2 separate regions of the Mus musculus genome follow, and region 1 is linked to region 2. A link is a loop called in an ENCODE intact Hi-C map of the cell type or tissue named here. Cell type or tissue: gastrocnemius. All regions are shown on one strand. Links, peaks and the distances in the headings refer to the core of each region. The heading gives the core; the rest is flanking DNA.

Region 1 (8,026 bases), core at 1,594-6,593, 59 kb before region 2:
CATACATACATGTATACATACACACATATGTTAGCATACAAAGTAATGAGTTTCATTATGACATTTTATACACATATATTATTATAGTTTATTGTTATACACCCTCAATATCCTTCCCCAAGACCTGCCCTTCATTTCTCTCTTACCCCCAAGATCAGTCCTCCTATTTTAGGCCACATCTTCCATTATTCACTCTCATTTTCCCTCCCTTTAGACCTCTTCCCTTCCTTATATCCCCTTTCTATTTTCTTTATATATGTATATAATATGGAGAAAAGTTTGTATATACTTGCACACACACATATATATGGAAAAGAACACATGTATATACATACATACATACATACATACATACATACATACATATGCCTATGTATATGTGCATGCCAGATCCCACATAGAGAAAGCATGCATGTACCTTGGATTACATATTTTCTCTGGTTGAGATGAACATGCCACTGTAACCTTCCTGCTGTGAGTGACAGACAGGTGCTTAGGTGTGAGAGACTTTAATAAGGTGGCAGCCAGCTGAGGGTTGTTGATTTAGCAGCCAGGGCTGCTTGCCTGAAGAGCCAGGACACCATCATCTGTGATCAGCTTTCCTTGGCGCCTCAGCTGCCACAAGGAAGAACGGAGCAAGCCTGACGATGCAGCTGCTCGGCTGCAATGCTGTATGATAATTTCGCAAATTATTATTTTTAATATAATCAGCTTTTTCCTTAGGCACTAAAAGAAAAAGTTAAATTGCTCACAAGCTAATAAAGGTTTATCTTCCGAAGCATCAAATTCTGTTTACTCATGAAACGCGCACCTCCTCTCTTCGCCCACCGGGAGGAAAATTAGCATTTATTTTCCCAGATAAACAAAAACTGGTGGAATGTTTGTTGACATATTTGGGTATTAAGCTCTTGCTTACATTTAAAATGATATAGAAGAATGGGGAAATTTTGGGAGCTGCCTTCCCCAACTCTAGGGTTTTATTTTCCTGGGGGAACCCTCTGCTCTGTGGTAGAATGCTCTTGGGTGCCTGCATGTGCCAACAGCAGCATGCATGGGAGACAAACTCCCTTAGGCCCAGGGCCACAAGACTGAAAAACACAAGACTGGCTGTTCTTCACAGCTTCTCCATGCTCCCATGGAGATGCTCTGTCATCTGGGATGAGCCCCATTCCTGCCTGGAGCTCTCCTAGAAATCCTGCTGATGGATGTAGTTGGAACTCTGGCATAGCCTTCATCTAACTAAGTCCATGATGGAAGGCCGGAGTTTGATTTCCAGAAGCTCTGTAAACTGGCATTGCCCTCTCTCCTTCGTTCTAGGTATGGAGACATGAGGAGGCAGATTGGCTTTGAGATCAGAGACATGTGGTACAACCTGGGTGAGTAGCTGGGCATCATCTTGGAGATGGGGTGAGCACCTTGAGTTCTCTCTGTACTGTGACATCAGCCCCATTTTTTAATGTTGGTCTCTGGTGTGTGTGTGTGTGTGTGTGTGTGTGTGTGTGTGTGTGTGTGTGTTAGGGTCTATCCAATGGTTTTTAGAGCAGGATCTAACTTGTCAAGTTGACCAGCTGTCTGGCTCATCAGGGCCTAGGGATCCACTTGTCTCTGCCTCCCCATCACTAGGGTGACAAGTATGAGACCCTCAGTCAGCTTTATATTATATGGGTTCTGGCTTTGAACTCAGGTCCTCCTGGTTACATGGCAGATACTAGGTCCTATTGCTATCTTTGTATCAAGTGTGCTGGACTATGGAGGAGTTGGTCCTTGGACCATGCACAGGTATCAGTATAGTGCTCTATAGGTGATATTACTCTATAGGAGACATTGTTCTATGGGTAATATTACTCTATAAGTGATGTTGCTCTATAAGCAATATCACTCTATGGGTGACATTACTCTATAGGTGATATTATTCTGTAGGCAATACTGATAGCATAAACATTTCACCTGAGGCCCCAGCTCAGCTCCTGGGCATAGAGCTGCAGGGTAAAGTTCCATAGTGGAAGTGCAGAGCTGTCAAGGAAATATGTCTGCTGTAGTCATCCAGTGCATGTAGAACCTGCACCATCCTATCATATTAGGTGTCATAATTGGAGCAGGTTGAGGACCCTTCAGGGACATTCTCTATAGGATTGTAACAAGATCACAGCAAGCTGTTTATGGAGGACCTGAGTAAGTCCTGGTTCTTGGGCGTTTCAGCCTGCTGATCTCTGTAACATGGACCCCACAGAAACCATCCTGACTTTCTGCCCACTCTGGGAGTTCACAGGAACCCAAGGGTGGACTGAGTAGTTTGCTAAGTCACACTGAGTTTTCTTCCTCCACTGCCTTGCCTTTGTAACCTCTTGTCATGTGACATGGTCCTTCTCCGTTTCCCTCACTCAGCAGTCCAGTTTTTATGTTATGGAGGTTGGGCAGAAGTTGTCAGAAGACTTCCAATCCAGACGCCTAACAGTCCTATGACGTGGACATAGGATGAGCTCAGTGCTAAGAGTCTGAGTCTGTTGGAACAAGGAAGGGAGCATCCATGGATAATCTTAACCAATTTTTCTGTCTTTCTTCTCAAAAGCTCATGCTGAAAGATCCATTTGTCACTTGACCTAGACAGCCCAATAGCCAAACTAATGCCCGACAGGAAACAATGTGTTACCTATGAGAAAGAGAGTAATGAGCAGCCAAGGACCCCCGACATGGACAGCTTAGAGGGACACCATGGTTCTCCACTGGATGACAGGTTCTCTAGATCCTCTCTAGACCCAGCATTCACAAAGGAGATGACATGAGTTCTGTCTCATTTGCCAGCCTGCACTGTCCTGTTGGCTCCTCTAGGCATAGGCTACCATGCATGAGGCCCTGCACTCAGTCTGAAGTACTGCAAAAGAAGAGGAAAGAAAAGGAGAGCCTGAGGGACCAGTGTGCAATAGGGTGGCTCTTTCTTCCCTGATAAACTCTGGGTGCTGTCCCAGGCATCCCCAGCATCTCACTATGGTCCTGTAGTGACAGGGTCACTGGTTAGAATAGAAAGAACTGATCTCTGGCCCCAGGTATTATCCAGAGATAATCCACAGATTATCCTAACTGATGGATTGATGAGTCTTCTTGCCATTCCAATATTTTTGTTTTAATTTTTTTTGAGGTTTTGTTTTTTTGGTTTTGGTTTTTTGTTTTGTTTTGTTTTGTTTTCAATGACCATGGTTTATGTTTTATATGCTGACCTTGAACTTTGTACTTCTTTTTTAATTTTTATCATACTATTTTAATTATATAATAATTTTTATTGTTTGGGTGTGCTGTTTTATACATGTATGGGATTTTTGAAATATTCATCCCCACTGTTCCTGTTGCCCCCTCTTACTTCTGCTAACCCCCTTCTGCCTCCCCCCACTTTCATGCCCTTTTTTCTTTTTGGGGTTACAAAGTGAGTTTCATTAAGGCTCTTCCTGAAGCCTGGGTGAGGGTTATGTGCACCTTGCCCATAGTTGTATCCCTGAAGATGTTCCTTCCTCCTCTAGCAACCAAACTACATGTTCATGTTTAAGTATAGTCAGTGACACCTCTGAAGGGACAGAGGTTGACCTTGAACCTGGTCCTATCTCTTTCCATGTCATTTGCCATGACCCCCAGGAAGGAAGGAAAGATGAGCTTCAGGAAGAGTGAGGTTCTCCACAGCACCTCCTCGAGAGCCCCCAGTCTCAGGTGTGTGCCCAGACTTTTCTGTTCCGTCCCAGAGCGGTGAACTCTCTTGACAGCGTCTGTCATTATTCTCTAAACAAGATGAGCCCAGCAATGAGATTTCTGATTCAGGATACTGAGAAGGAAGCTAACTGAGCAGGAACACCCCCCCCCCCCAAAAAAAAATCTTCTTACTCACTAATGTGAACATATAACTAACACCCAAGTGTTTCAAAGCTTGCTTGTCAGCAACAAACATCAATTTGGGCATGAGAACAGGCAGGAGATCAAACGGAAGCCATGACCTTGGCCATGCTGGACCCTTCCTGCTGTGGGTCTTCAGGTTTCAGGCCTGCCTGCCAATGGCACTGTGCAGGCTGCCGCTCTCCAAACTCACAGCAGCCTGTCATGATTTCCCAGGATATACACATCCTCTTTTCCACATAGCTTCCTGTTTTCTTTTCTTTTTCTTTTTTTTTTCCAGTGGGCTCAGGTTTGGGAATATGTTGGCAGGCATATGCAGCCAGTTCTGCCAAGAAAATAAAAATAGAAGTCGGATCAGATGTGTTCCTCACCTTAGAATTAGTCACCTGTCACTCCACCAGTGCAGTCTGTGGGCTTTGGGGAGGGAGGGGTGTCTCACGCAGAGGTACCCAGCAGCCCCAGGGCACAGATCGGAGTCTCCTTGCTCAGTGTGGTTACAAATGCAGACCCAGGCGTGCTGGGTGGGACAGGGCAACTAACCCATTTCTTTGCAGAACCCAGCATGTCAAAGAGAAAATCAGAAGTGTACTCTTTCAAAAGAGAAGTGGAGAAAATGTGTTCTTTTACCGAACCCTCCAGTTATTTATGAGTGCAGCTTGGTGGCGGCCTACAGGGCCACCTCGTCTCCCTCTCTCCTGGTTCCTTCATCCATTTTTGTTTGTTACGTCCACCTCTCAGGAACCAGCGCATGCTCCCTGATGCCTTCTGACTGAAACAAAAAGATGCTCACGGCGAGACCTTTCTTTGGCCTTATTTGGCTTGGGCTATTTTTCGTGTGAGGATCTCTTTCCCTGTTATTTTTGGGGATGTGCAAACTGACTGCTTTTCATTAGACCCAGACACTACGCCATAGCTGGAGGTGATGAAAGGTTCTCCGTCCTGTGGTCCTTCTGTGTGCACAACTTTGTTACATTAAGACCCTGTGCAGTGGTCTGATTCTTGACCATCAGAAGTGTCAAGGCGAAAGCCTGCCTTTCAGAGGAAGCCAGGTGCGGCTCTCAGAGGACTTAGTGCTACATCCTGTCACGAGATTAGACACTCCAGGGAGGTCTTGGGGGTGCAGGGGTTAGAGAATACAACTAGGGGACCTAAGATACAATCTTTCACTTCGCACCATGGTTATTAGAGTCTCAGTTACTTTTCTGTTGCTGTGATAAAAGCACCATGTCCAAAAAAAAAAAAAAAGCAACTTACAGAAGAAAGGATCTATGTCATCCAGAGAGAGAGAGAGAGAGAGAGAGAGAGAGAGAGAGAGAGAGAGAGAGAGAGAGAGAGAGAGAGATCATACTGTAAAGGAGGCAAGGCAGCAGGCTGCTGGAGCTGGAAGCAGAGAAAGGAGACTGGAAGTAGAGCAAGGCTAGAGACTCTCAAGGCCTGCCCCCAGTGATGTACTTCCGCCATCAAGGCTGTACCTCCCGGAGGTTCCTTAACTTTCCCAGACACAGCTGCTGTCTAGGGACCAAGCCTTCAAAAAGCCGAGCTCTGGGAACACGTCTCATTCAAACCACCACAGTCATCTCGTGCTGCCTTTCTCTTCAAAGGAAAAGAAAGCCTTGACGCTCGTTGACCCACCTCCAGTTCCATCATTAGACTTCGGCCAGATGTGCGTCAGGAGAAGCCCAAAATCTGGATGTCTAAAAATAATTAAATTAATAAGAGCATCTGACAGCCCTGCCCAGCTTACTAACTCAAGGACTGTGGACTTGTGACAGTTCCATCCCCAGGGGTATCACAGCTCAAAGGTCTCAGGCTACTCCAGCCAGGTGTGCTTTCTGTACCCAAGGGAAGGGTGCTGATGCCTGGGGTTGCAGCTCTTATTTTCTTCTAGCTCAGTTTTCCAGTAGCTGCTCCAGCACCCTCTTGCTCTGCTTTGTATGTTCCTCCCAGCTTGGAACAATAAAAGCCGAGAGTGACAGACAGAACTTTATGACACTGAAATTACAGTTGATGAACAACTTGCTGTCACGATCTCCTGCTTCTCTGAAGCATTGGCTCTGACATCTTTTAGGCATAATACAAGGAAAATGTCACCTGAGAAATTGAATATAATGGCATTTTCAGGGGACCACTTTGCGGCGCTTGCACGCCTCTCAGAAGTGTTAAGCATTAAGGGAAATGGGCAGAATCACACCATTGTCGCTTCAGACAAGATAGTATCTATTTAGCAAAGGTTGAAAATTCGGATTCTAATTAAATTCAGGTTCCTTATCAGAGATTACATTTTGGTACCTGTGTCCACTCTATTAAAAACATCTTTTGGCTTATGAGGACACTCTACTTTCTTAGGTATGGTTATTTATAATAGACACATTCACTTAATGATTCTCTTGACAGAAATCTGCATTTGTTGAGCTATAAAGAAAACCAGATTCTGTGTTGTGTTTCCCGATTGTGTCGAAGTATTAGTAAGATTAATTAACTCCAGATCAGCTGCTAGTGTTAATAAGAAAATGTCACAAATAATTCAGTCAGGCGTATCATTTCTCATGCACCCTCCTGTTATGTGCTGGAATGAGACAGTGCTGGTTAGAGTGCAGAGGCTTGAAGAGAAAGGGGGCATTCTGCAATGAAGGATGAGAGACAGCTGCCCGGGAGCACCACTCTTGCCTCATCATGCCCCTTCAGGAGGCTAGTGTATTAGTCAGTGTTCTAAGGGAACAGAGCTGAGAGAGAGAGAGAGAGAGAGAGAGAGAGAGAGAGAGAGAGAGAGAGAGAGAGAGAGAGAGAGAGAGAATATGAATGAATGAATGAATGAATGAATGTGTTAGTTAGTTAGAATGGCTAACAGGCTGTGGTCCAGGTAGTCCTACAATGGCTATCTCATGACATAAAGGCCAAGAATCCCATAGTTTTTCACTCTATGAAACTAGGTGTCTAAACAGTCCCATAGGTTGTGCTGGCATCCCAGGGAGGACCTAGAGAGCTATTGGTCTTCAGTCTATGTTGGAATCCCAAAGAAGTAGGTTCTAATCCCAGCAGAGGAATGCCCCAGCCACAGGATGGATGAACTTGCCAGCAAGAGTGAGGGCAGGCAGGCAAAGGCAAAGGCTTCCTCCTTAGGCGTCCTTTTATCTAGGCTGCCAGAATGAGGTGTAGCCCAGACTTAGGCTGGGTCTTCCTTCCTCTAATAATCCAATTAAAAAAAAAATCCATTGCAGATATTCCCAACTGCTTGAGTTTGTAGTTGATTCCAGATGTTGTTGGTTGACAACAGAGATTAATCATCACAGCCTGCTTGCCTCTGTGTAGAAAGGCTCCTAGAAGCCTCACTTCTGCACACGAGCAGGGGCATGAACTAGGTCTTGCCACTGCTTTCTCCCCTTGCCTTCCATGGCTCTCATCAAGCCCTATGTACACTCATCTGTGCCATCCCCCAAACATCCTGAACTCAGGGATGGGAAAGTCAAAGTAGGCTCCGTAGGCTCAGCCAGTCACTGAGCCCTAGGAAACCACCTCCCAGTGCAGAGAACACAAAGGGGTTCCACCGCATCTTTGCTTTTTATTATTTTAAATTCTGAGGATCGAACCAAGGTCTTCATGCTTGCAAGGCAGCCCCTTTACCTCCTGAGCCCGACAAAGCTCTTCTTTACATAAATGCCTGCCTATCGTGCAGCAGCCCGAGATAGTAGGCTCTGCTCTTGCTGTAGTCCCATATTTCAGTGGGGGCTTTTTGTGCTCTGACTGCAGTCATTCAGAAGTTACAGGGGTGTCAAGTGGACCACACCTCTCCATGCCACCTTGGAGGCAGGGAACCTTGGAGACCCACACTCTCCCTGTCTCAGCTCCTGTGAGTGTCAGATGGGGCTATCCCAGCCCCAGTTCCCTGCTCTGTCTGAGTAGCAGACAATGATCATGTCTTTCATTTATGTCCTACAACTACCTTCTTGTGAAACCACATTATCTGGTCAATATATAGGGAGATCTTTTCTCAAAATAAACATCCAAATGACCTCTCTATAGGAACAATAGTAAATATTATAGTACGTAGTATCACGAACCATGCCCACAGGCGACAAGTTTTTAAAATATTGCTTTTTATTATTACTGAATGTGCGTGCATGATATGGGAGAGGAGGGACATGGCATGGCG
Region 2 (8,026 bases), core at 1,743-6,742:
GTCTGAGTCTTCACCAAGACTTGTTGTTATTCGTGTTCTCTTTTTTTTCCTACCATGGTCATCGTCATGCATGTGCAGCTTTAGTATATTTACATTTTAAGAGACTTACATGACGAAAAGATACTCTGATTTTTGTCACAAAGCTCCTGAAATCTGATTGCCCTGCAATTGTTTTGTGACATAAGATCCCTATGAACAAAAAGGGAGAGACACTATTGGCCAATATAGTTTCTTCACACAGAATGTAAGTCATATCCCCAGTCTCCCTGTGACTTTTATTTTGGAAGGAGAAGAAGAAGAAGAAGAAGAAGAAGAAGAAGAAGAAGAAGAAGGAGGAGGAGGAGGAGGAGGAGGAGGAGGAGGAGGAGGAGAAGAAGAAGAAGAAGAAGAAGAAGAAGAAGAAGAAGAAGAAGAAGAAGAAGAAGAAGAAGAAGAAGAAGAAGAAGAAGAAGAAGAAGAAGAAGAAGAAGGTGATGAAGATGATGATGAAGATGATGATGGTGATGATGATGAAGATGATGATGGTGATGATGATGAAGATGATAAAGATGATGATGATGATTTGGATGGTTCCATCTGAGTCCCTAGAAATGAAGGGGGCACAGAACTCAAAATCCCCCAGTATTCTATAACACAGAAACTAGTTTGGTCTGCAGAAGTTCTATTGATTTTTTTCCCCCTGTAAGCTTTCACAGCAAATTGGATTCTATGAGTTTCAAGTCAAACAGAGGAAAATAATTTGTTCCCCAGAGAGAGACTTTATGCCAGCACCATGTCATCGCCCCTAATATCTATATTAAAAGATGAATTTTAAAACAGCTCATGGGAAAGTTGAAAGAAAGTCTGTTTTCTAGCAACTTCATTAAATCAAAGAGCAAAGGGAAAGAAATACATATTCAGAGCATTACCTGTGATTTTGCTCTCATTTGCAAGCATTTTGATAGCTTCGTATCAGTAATTGAGTTGTATGTTCATTAAAAAAAAATGAGAGCTTTACAGTTAGCCTTGTTCTCGTTTTGCTCCTTCCTTTATTCAGTTTGGGTTTTTCCGGAAATTCTCTCTAGGGTTTCTCCTGGGAGGAGTCCCAGGACTTGCTGGCTGAGTTACATCACAGGTATATGGCTGTAGACAAGCATGTCTCCCATACCTAGAGTTCCTGTGAGATTGGCTGGCGGGCCCTGGCCTGCTCTTTAGCTCCTCTTCATGATTCTGAACAGTGATGGCCTGGCCCTCGACAGCTGGGAGACTGGTCATGATGCAGGCTGCCTGGAGCCTGCAGACTTTGATACCCAGTCAGGGCTACTTCCTCAAAGGCTTAGCTCTGTCTTCCCTTAAACACACCTGCAGAGTGTCCAAGGATGAGCCCATGCATTTTCCTATTCAACTGCTATGTGCCGTACTTATTTTCTTTGAAGTGTACAGAGAAGAGCGAGCAGCCTCACTCATCATCCCCAGCTGACAACTGGCACTGTCCTATCTGCAGGGGCTGGTGCCCTGCGAGCAATGAACAAAGCTGTCAGATGTTCCCTGCTGCTGGCAAGGCTTGGACCCGTGCAGGGCCCACATAGCACGATGCTGAAGGTTCACTTAGAACAACTGGAGGTGTGGCTGGAAAAGCCTCCCCTTTCTTCCAGAGTCTGGGGCGCTTCAGAAATAACAGGTTCCGAAATGTACCCATAGTGACTCAAGCTGTGGGGCACAGTTTCCGAGTCCCGTGGCAATTGTGGCAATCCTGAATGGGGCAAGGAATCTGCCTGCCAAAGATATTTTGAACATAGGGAACAAAAAGGCCTCCAAAGACCCCAGGTCTATGGTCTTTCTTTGTATATTAAGCATCTCATACATTGGACTGAGCTCCACAAATAGCATGTGATTTCCCTCCATTTAGAACCACAGCCGCAGCTCAGATCCAAATAGCAAAGACTAAATCCTATTCTCTGAGAAGGCTTTGTCTGCTCAGTGTCAGGGACGACTGAGAGTGACTGGCAAGTTCTCTCACCTTGTGCTACTCACCTGCCAAAGCCCAGGTTCCAGCTGTCCCCATGCAAACCAGGACCTCGGCTTTCATTCTCATCCACCAAGTCGTCTCTTTGGTACAAAGAATAACTTTATCACCCCAACCCTCACCACCTCCGCCACCACAAACCCCGGGGTGATTGGATCAAGTTTTGCACATTTGAAACAAGTTATTCTAAATCAGAACAGCTCTTAGCATCAAGAATGACTGCGGTGTCACCTAGAGACAGCCTTCCCACACAGGTTTGCCTTCCCTTTTCCACGGACAACACATTTGCCATGCCACCCAAAGATGTCCCAGCAGGTCCTTGTCACCACCACCGCCCCTTCAAACTCCCCTACCTCCAGTCAGAACTCAGGAAGCAAAAGACCAGCAATGAACATTTCTTAGGCCAGTCCTGAGTGCATGGTAGCAAGCCCTGGGAAAGCTGCCATCTGCATAAGGAATTCATGTGGGTTACGAAAAGACCTTGTCTGTTTTGAAGAAGCTCACCTGCACACAGGTCTTGTGTGATAACCAGACAGAAATGGGTAACAAATGACGTGTGCCTTGTGTTTTGGCCCAACTGTCAGCATAACTAACTTTTGTGTCCCTGCCTCCTGAGTAGGCTGGGTACTTTGAATATGGGGGTGTTTGTGTGCCCCTCCTTTCCTGGAGTACAAGAGAAGCAGCAGCTGTGTGCTATAAATGGAAGCAGATACAGCTCATGAGTGGATTCATCTTGCTAAGATTCCTTGAGTTTGTTCACATGAAATTCAATTGTATACTTATTATTCCTCTCCCTAATAAATATGCTGGTTCAGATCGGTATTCTATCCTATTAGGAAAATATGTTTTTAATCAGTATTTTTACTTAATTATAAATTATTAAGAGGAAGCCTCTTAGCTTGATTGCATTGAAGACTGACTAACTTCCAGTCTCGGTCCTAGGGGAGAAGCAGAGGCCAGGGACAGAATGGAGCCTCTTCTCATGGCCAGTCCCTAGCCACAGTTGCTCCAGGGTTCTCTGCCACTGAGAAAATGAAAATGTCTCATGTGACAGGTTTTAAAGGTCAGCAGCGCTTCTACTGTTGGAAGTGAAGTGTTGGCATGGATATCTTGTGACAGTAGTGTCGTCAGAGAAGTGATTATTTTTGGTTTTAAGGGAGAATAAATATAGTTTTCCTTTCCACATGAGAATATCTATCAGGACTATGGATGGCCTGTAACTGAACTGTTATGTTTGGGGTAGGCTACTCAATTGCCTATAAATACAGTGTATCCTCGGCCGACAAATGAGCCATGGCATGACCTTTTGCTACCAGCACAAGATGTATGTGAACACATTCAAAGCAAAACTGTCCCCCAAAATCCATTGAGAAAACACTGGTGTTGAGTCTGTTCTGGGGCTGGTTGAGTAACAAGACACCTCCCACCCCCACCAAGTAACAGAATGCAGTACTCATGGGGTCTTCCACCTTGGAAATGATCCCCCCCAAATCCCAAGCAATTCTTGTTTAAACATTTCCATCTCTGGGGGCTGGAGGGGTGGGGGTGGCCTGTCTGCTGATGAGTTTAATCAGTCACTCTGATTTGGGAACAGAAGCAGGTGCAACCAGCTTGCCATTGCCACCTCCTGCTGTGTACTGCTCCATCTAGACCTGTTCCCCTCCCAAATCAGGAACATCACCCTGTGTTTTTCAGATTCCATTTTTGGCTGAAGGGATCAGGATTCATGGAGACAAAGTCACAGAGGCCCTGAGGCCATTCCACGAGCGCATGGAAGCCTGCTTCAAGCAACTGAAGGAAAAAGTGGAAAAGCAATATGGCGTCAGGACCATGGTAAGTGGGCGGGTCCACAGAAGAGTGTCCGTTTGGAGTGGAGGGGCTGGGGCCTCTGGGATTTTTATGGACCCCAGCCTCCTTACCAAGCTCACTTTATGGGAGTTGTTAATTTCCAAGTACCTCATTCATCGTCTCTGAGTAGTGTGCTGTGTAGGTTGGTGCAGTCTGGGGGTCTCGATAGGGATAGTTCAAGAATTCAAAGGAAGCAGGGAAGATCTAGAGTTTGACAGGTAGCAGTGGAGAAATCTTGGAACACCACGAACAGACGCAACAGAATCAGCAGACGAAGAAAGGCCCTTATGGTGGGTGAAGAACCACACATGCAACAGACACACAGAGAGAAGGACCCTCTGGGAAGCAGACAGGGAACTCGAACCCAGAAACCTAGTTTCTTCTCAAGAGCAGGGGATTTTTAGGTCTCTGAAGAGTCTTCTGTCTCTAATTTAGGGTTGGTCAATTTGGAGAAAGTACAGGAGGCTGTTTTGTTCACAGTTGTTGTGTCCTGATCAGGCCTTGAACTTGTTGAGTCAGTCTATGGGGGACGGGATGTTGGGGTGGAGGGTGAGGGTGGGGGTGCTGCTGATGGTGGTAGAGAAAGCCAGCAAGTCCTTTGTTTGAAAGTACCAGGCTTTTGTCTCACATGGATGAGCACTAAGCCAGTGTTGAAAGTTTACCACCTTTATTACCTGGCCATGGCCCTTCTCCCTGTCTGTCAACCTACCAGGGAGCCTGGCTAACTCCTAGTCACTCAAGGTCATGGAGAAATTTCACAGAGGCCCTTAGGACTCGGGTGGGTTACAGAGCTCTTGTCCTGAGACATGCCATACACAGAGAGCTGTGTAACGCTCAGGCAGTAGCACCCATGGTATCCTAGAGATGGACTCAATGCCTAGCTCGATGCTGGAACCTAAGAACATAACCAGCAGGCTCAGGGAGACAATGGCTTTATTGAAAGCATGAGGACCAAAGTTCAATCCCCTCATGTCATGTAAAATAAAACAAAACCAAGCATGATGGCACACACATGTAATACCAGTGCTTGGTAGGCAGAGATATGCAGATCCCTGTAACTCACTGGCCAGCCAGTACTGCCTACTTGGAGAGATCTAGGCAAGGTGAGAGATCCTGTCTCATAATAGAAGGTAGACAGCATACATGTTCACCCATCAGAACACACACACACACACACACACACACACACACACACACACACACATACACACCATGGCCGGAAAGGGAGAAGAGATGGGGAGATGGGTTACTGATGATCTAAACTGTTGCTAAATAAAAGCTTAGCCACTGAAGGAGGTAGAAATGGTAGAAATGATCCAGGCTGGGAGATAACCAGGGTTTTGAGTGGCAGGCCAGAGGCCAATGCAGACAAAGGTATACACTTAACAGAAGAGCACCAAAGGCAAGTTGGAAAGGCAAGCAGCCTTCATGAGCCAGAGGCACCACTCAGGGGCAGTAGGCTATGCTCACAACATGGGGCTGAATGACTCTGGTGATGTGTTCCTGAAAAATTCCCAGATTGGGGTTGGGGTCAGAAGCATGACAGATGAGCATCTTTGATTCTCAGCAATGCAAAGAGAGCTACGGATGTATTTTTATAGACAAGCCCCCACTGAGCATGCTCATGGCGGAGCCAATGTCTCTAATCCCATTGGTCAGTGCTTTGTCACAGACTCAGCAGGACATGAGCCTGGACTCTGGTCGTAAACCCAACAGATGAGAACCTGAGACTGACAGCCCAGTGGGAGCCCCTGCAGGTAAACAGCTAGGATACAAGGTGCCTCCCCTGCTGTTTTGGAGAACCCTTCTGTAAGACAGAATCCTTGAGCAGTGCTATTGATAGCTTGGAGCCTGCAGCTTGTCAGCATCAGGGCTGAATGGCAAAAGGTGTGTGTGTGTGTGTGTGTGTGTGTGTGTGTGTGTGTGTGTGTGTGTGTGTGTGTCAGAAGGCAACTCTTTCCAAGTTCCATGCTGCTCTAAGAATGAAGTGCTTGTGCAGGCTCCAAGTTCTTAACTTAGTTCAATGCTTCCTATTTTATCAACCCTTTATTGAATCTTCCACAATTAAAGAAACCTATTGATCTTGCCTGTTAGTTTTTACATCCCTCCTCTGCTATGAAATACCACTGAGAAACCATGCTATAGGGTATAGGTCAAAATAGAAAGTGGGGGCAGGAAGGTGGTGGTGGTGGGTTGGGTTGGGTTGGATGGGGGGACATGGGGGATGTGTAAAGATGAAGGATGTCTTTTCAGACATGTTTCCCTTGTATCTTGGCACCCATCATTAGCTAAAGGCAACCACTTTCTATATCACCTTCTCCATACATCATGCTTCTCTTGGTGGGGGCAACGGGACATCCCACCCAGCAGGGCTTTCAGAGCATGATCTGGAGACAGAATTCAGGAAGCATTTATCCCCATGGCTACTAGGATACAGGGAGCAACCTTTATGAGTCCTACTCCATCCTGGGGCCCAGAATGAGGCTCTGCAGCCGTCCTTTCTAGGTAAGCAGTGGTTCAGGCTGCAGCTTGTCATTCGGTGAGGGATGTGGTCATAAAGGCAGGCTGGAAGGCACCTGTCTTGCCTTACCTACTTTGGAAACCTACAAGCATATCAGAATACTTTGAGAAGCAATATCACATCATCCTCCTTCCAAAAGGATAGGCTTTAAAATCATAATAATATAAAAAAAAACACAGAAAGGACATAAACCATTTTTTCAATGTTTCTAAGCCAGCCTAAGCTCCAGTAAGGCAAGCACTAGACCCCCCCTGACTGTGTAATACAAGGGCCTCTCCCACTGGCTCCTCTGTGCCATCTATATTGTCGATTCTGGAGATCCAAGGAGACACCGCTTCTTGGATGAACGCTGAGCAGATTCCCAGAGACCCCCCCCCAGAAAGGAAATGCCAAACACTGGCCTCTGCCTTTGCTTCCCACAGCATGTGAAGGCTCCTCCATATACATGAAACCTTTTTATCTGTTTCCTGGCCCTCCTGTCCTCTTCCTAAAGTCAGATGAGGTCCAGAGGGCCTAGCTTGGCTCTGCTCTTTTCTCCACCCCTCTCCTCACCTGAACCAAACCACCATTCAGACCATGTGCTGGTTGGAACTCCAAGCCTCTCTCTCCGGGTGGCCCCTACACCCTTGTGGAGTCTCCTCTACCCCACAGCCCAGTACTTCAGTGCTACACCCATCAGCTGCAACATCCAGTCATCTATCTCCCCTACTGGCTTTGTTGGCACCTCCAGCTCAGTGCTGGGCCTCTTTACCTGGAGGGAGACTCAGACCAGGCCCCTGCTCCTGCACTGCTTCTCATGGCTTCAAACATGGCTGCCTTCAGGGCAGCATAATGCCTGAGTCTCCAGTCCACAGGCAAAGACCAAAATACACTTACCTCTCTCCCTTCCTTGTGAACTCACCTCGATCCAGTCACCTGACCGTGATTCATTGTGTAGTCAACATTCATGGTTATGATTGAAAAACATACTTCAGCCAGAAAGAAAAGATGCAAAATTCGGTGCTACAGGGCAAGGCCCGAGTGTCATTTTACCTACAAAGACCAAAATAAATTTTCCATCCAGATACCAAGGCAACAAGAGAAGGACAATGGAAGCTGCTACTAACCTTGCACCAAGCCTTACAGCCCTCATATGCAGTCATTGTTAATCTTTACAGAGGACCCACAATGGGGAGACAGCTCTCTGCGCGTCTTTAAAGAAGCTCACAGTAATTCCTTGGTTTGCATATGATCACACAGTTGATGCACGAGACAAAAATCTAGCCTGTTCTAACACTCTACTCCTAACCTGTTTGGCCCTATGGCTGGAACAGGCAGACAGCAAGACACTCCCGTTTGTGTGGCCTTGAGCTACCTTTTGGTCTTACGTGAGGTTCTAGTTGGTTCAGATGGAACAAATGAAAGTCCTCTTAGTTCTAAATTTCTCAGCCTCTACTCAATAAAGAAATAAGACTAATGGTCCAGAAGAACCCACAGTTCTCCTCTGTGAGTCCCTGTAAATACAAATCTCCAACAGGGCCCCTGTCTCCTGTTTCAAGGATCCTTCCCATGACCTCCTCCTTGTCTTGTACATCCCAGTGCATGTGCACATTGGTTATGTGCCAGCCCTTGCTGGTTGACAGCAGGTGGATGGTCCTCTTGAAGTCTGAAGG

The links. A loop is a pair of places that touch in the nucleus more often than their neighbours do. Peaks named below come from ENCODE experiments on the same cell type or tissue, not always from the same donor. Only the 100,000 strongest peaks of a DNase experiment are listed, where the experiment ranks them.
Region 1: a loop joins it to region 2, with 3 times the contacts of the local background. A loop is called at or near these places in 5 of 42 quality-filtered maps.

What each region holds. Positions count from the first base shown.
Region 1 is chr7:135,090,057-135,098,082 of GRCm38, forward strand. It overlaps Dock1 (dedicator of cytokinesis 1), which reads left to right. Exons shown (of 52, transcript NM_001033420.2): 32 at 1,318-1,376. Among named protein-coding and RNA genes, the nearest start is that of Gm24581, 38 kb to the right of the region's middle. In gastrocnemius, for the core only: no CTCF peak of the experiment used is centred there; a DNase peak (open chromatin) is centred at 4,109; H3K27ac peaks cover 1,013 bases.
Region 2 is chr7:135,148,509-135,156,534 of GRCm38, forward strand. It overlaps Dock1 (dedicator of cytokinesis 1), which reads left to right. Exons shown (of 52, transcript NM_001033420.2): 47 at 3,701-3,838. Among named protein-coding and RNA genes, the nearest start is that of Gm24581, 21 kb to the left of the region's middle. In gastrocnemius, for the core only: no CTCF peak of the experiment used is centred there; no DNase peak of the experiment used is centred there; H3K27ac peaks cover 1,570 bases.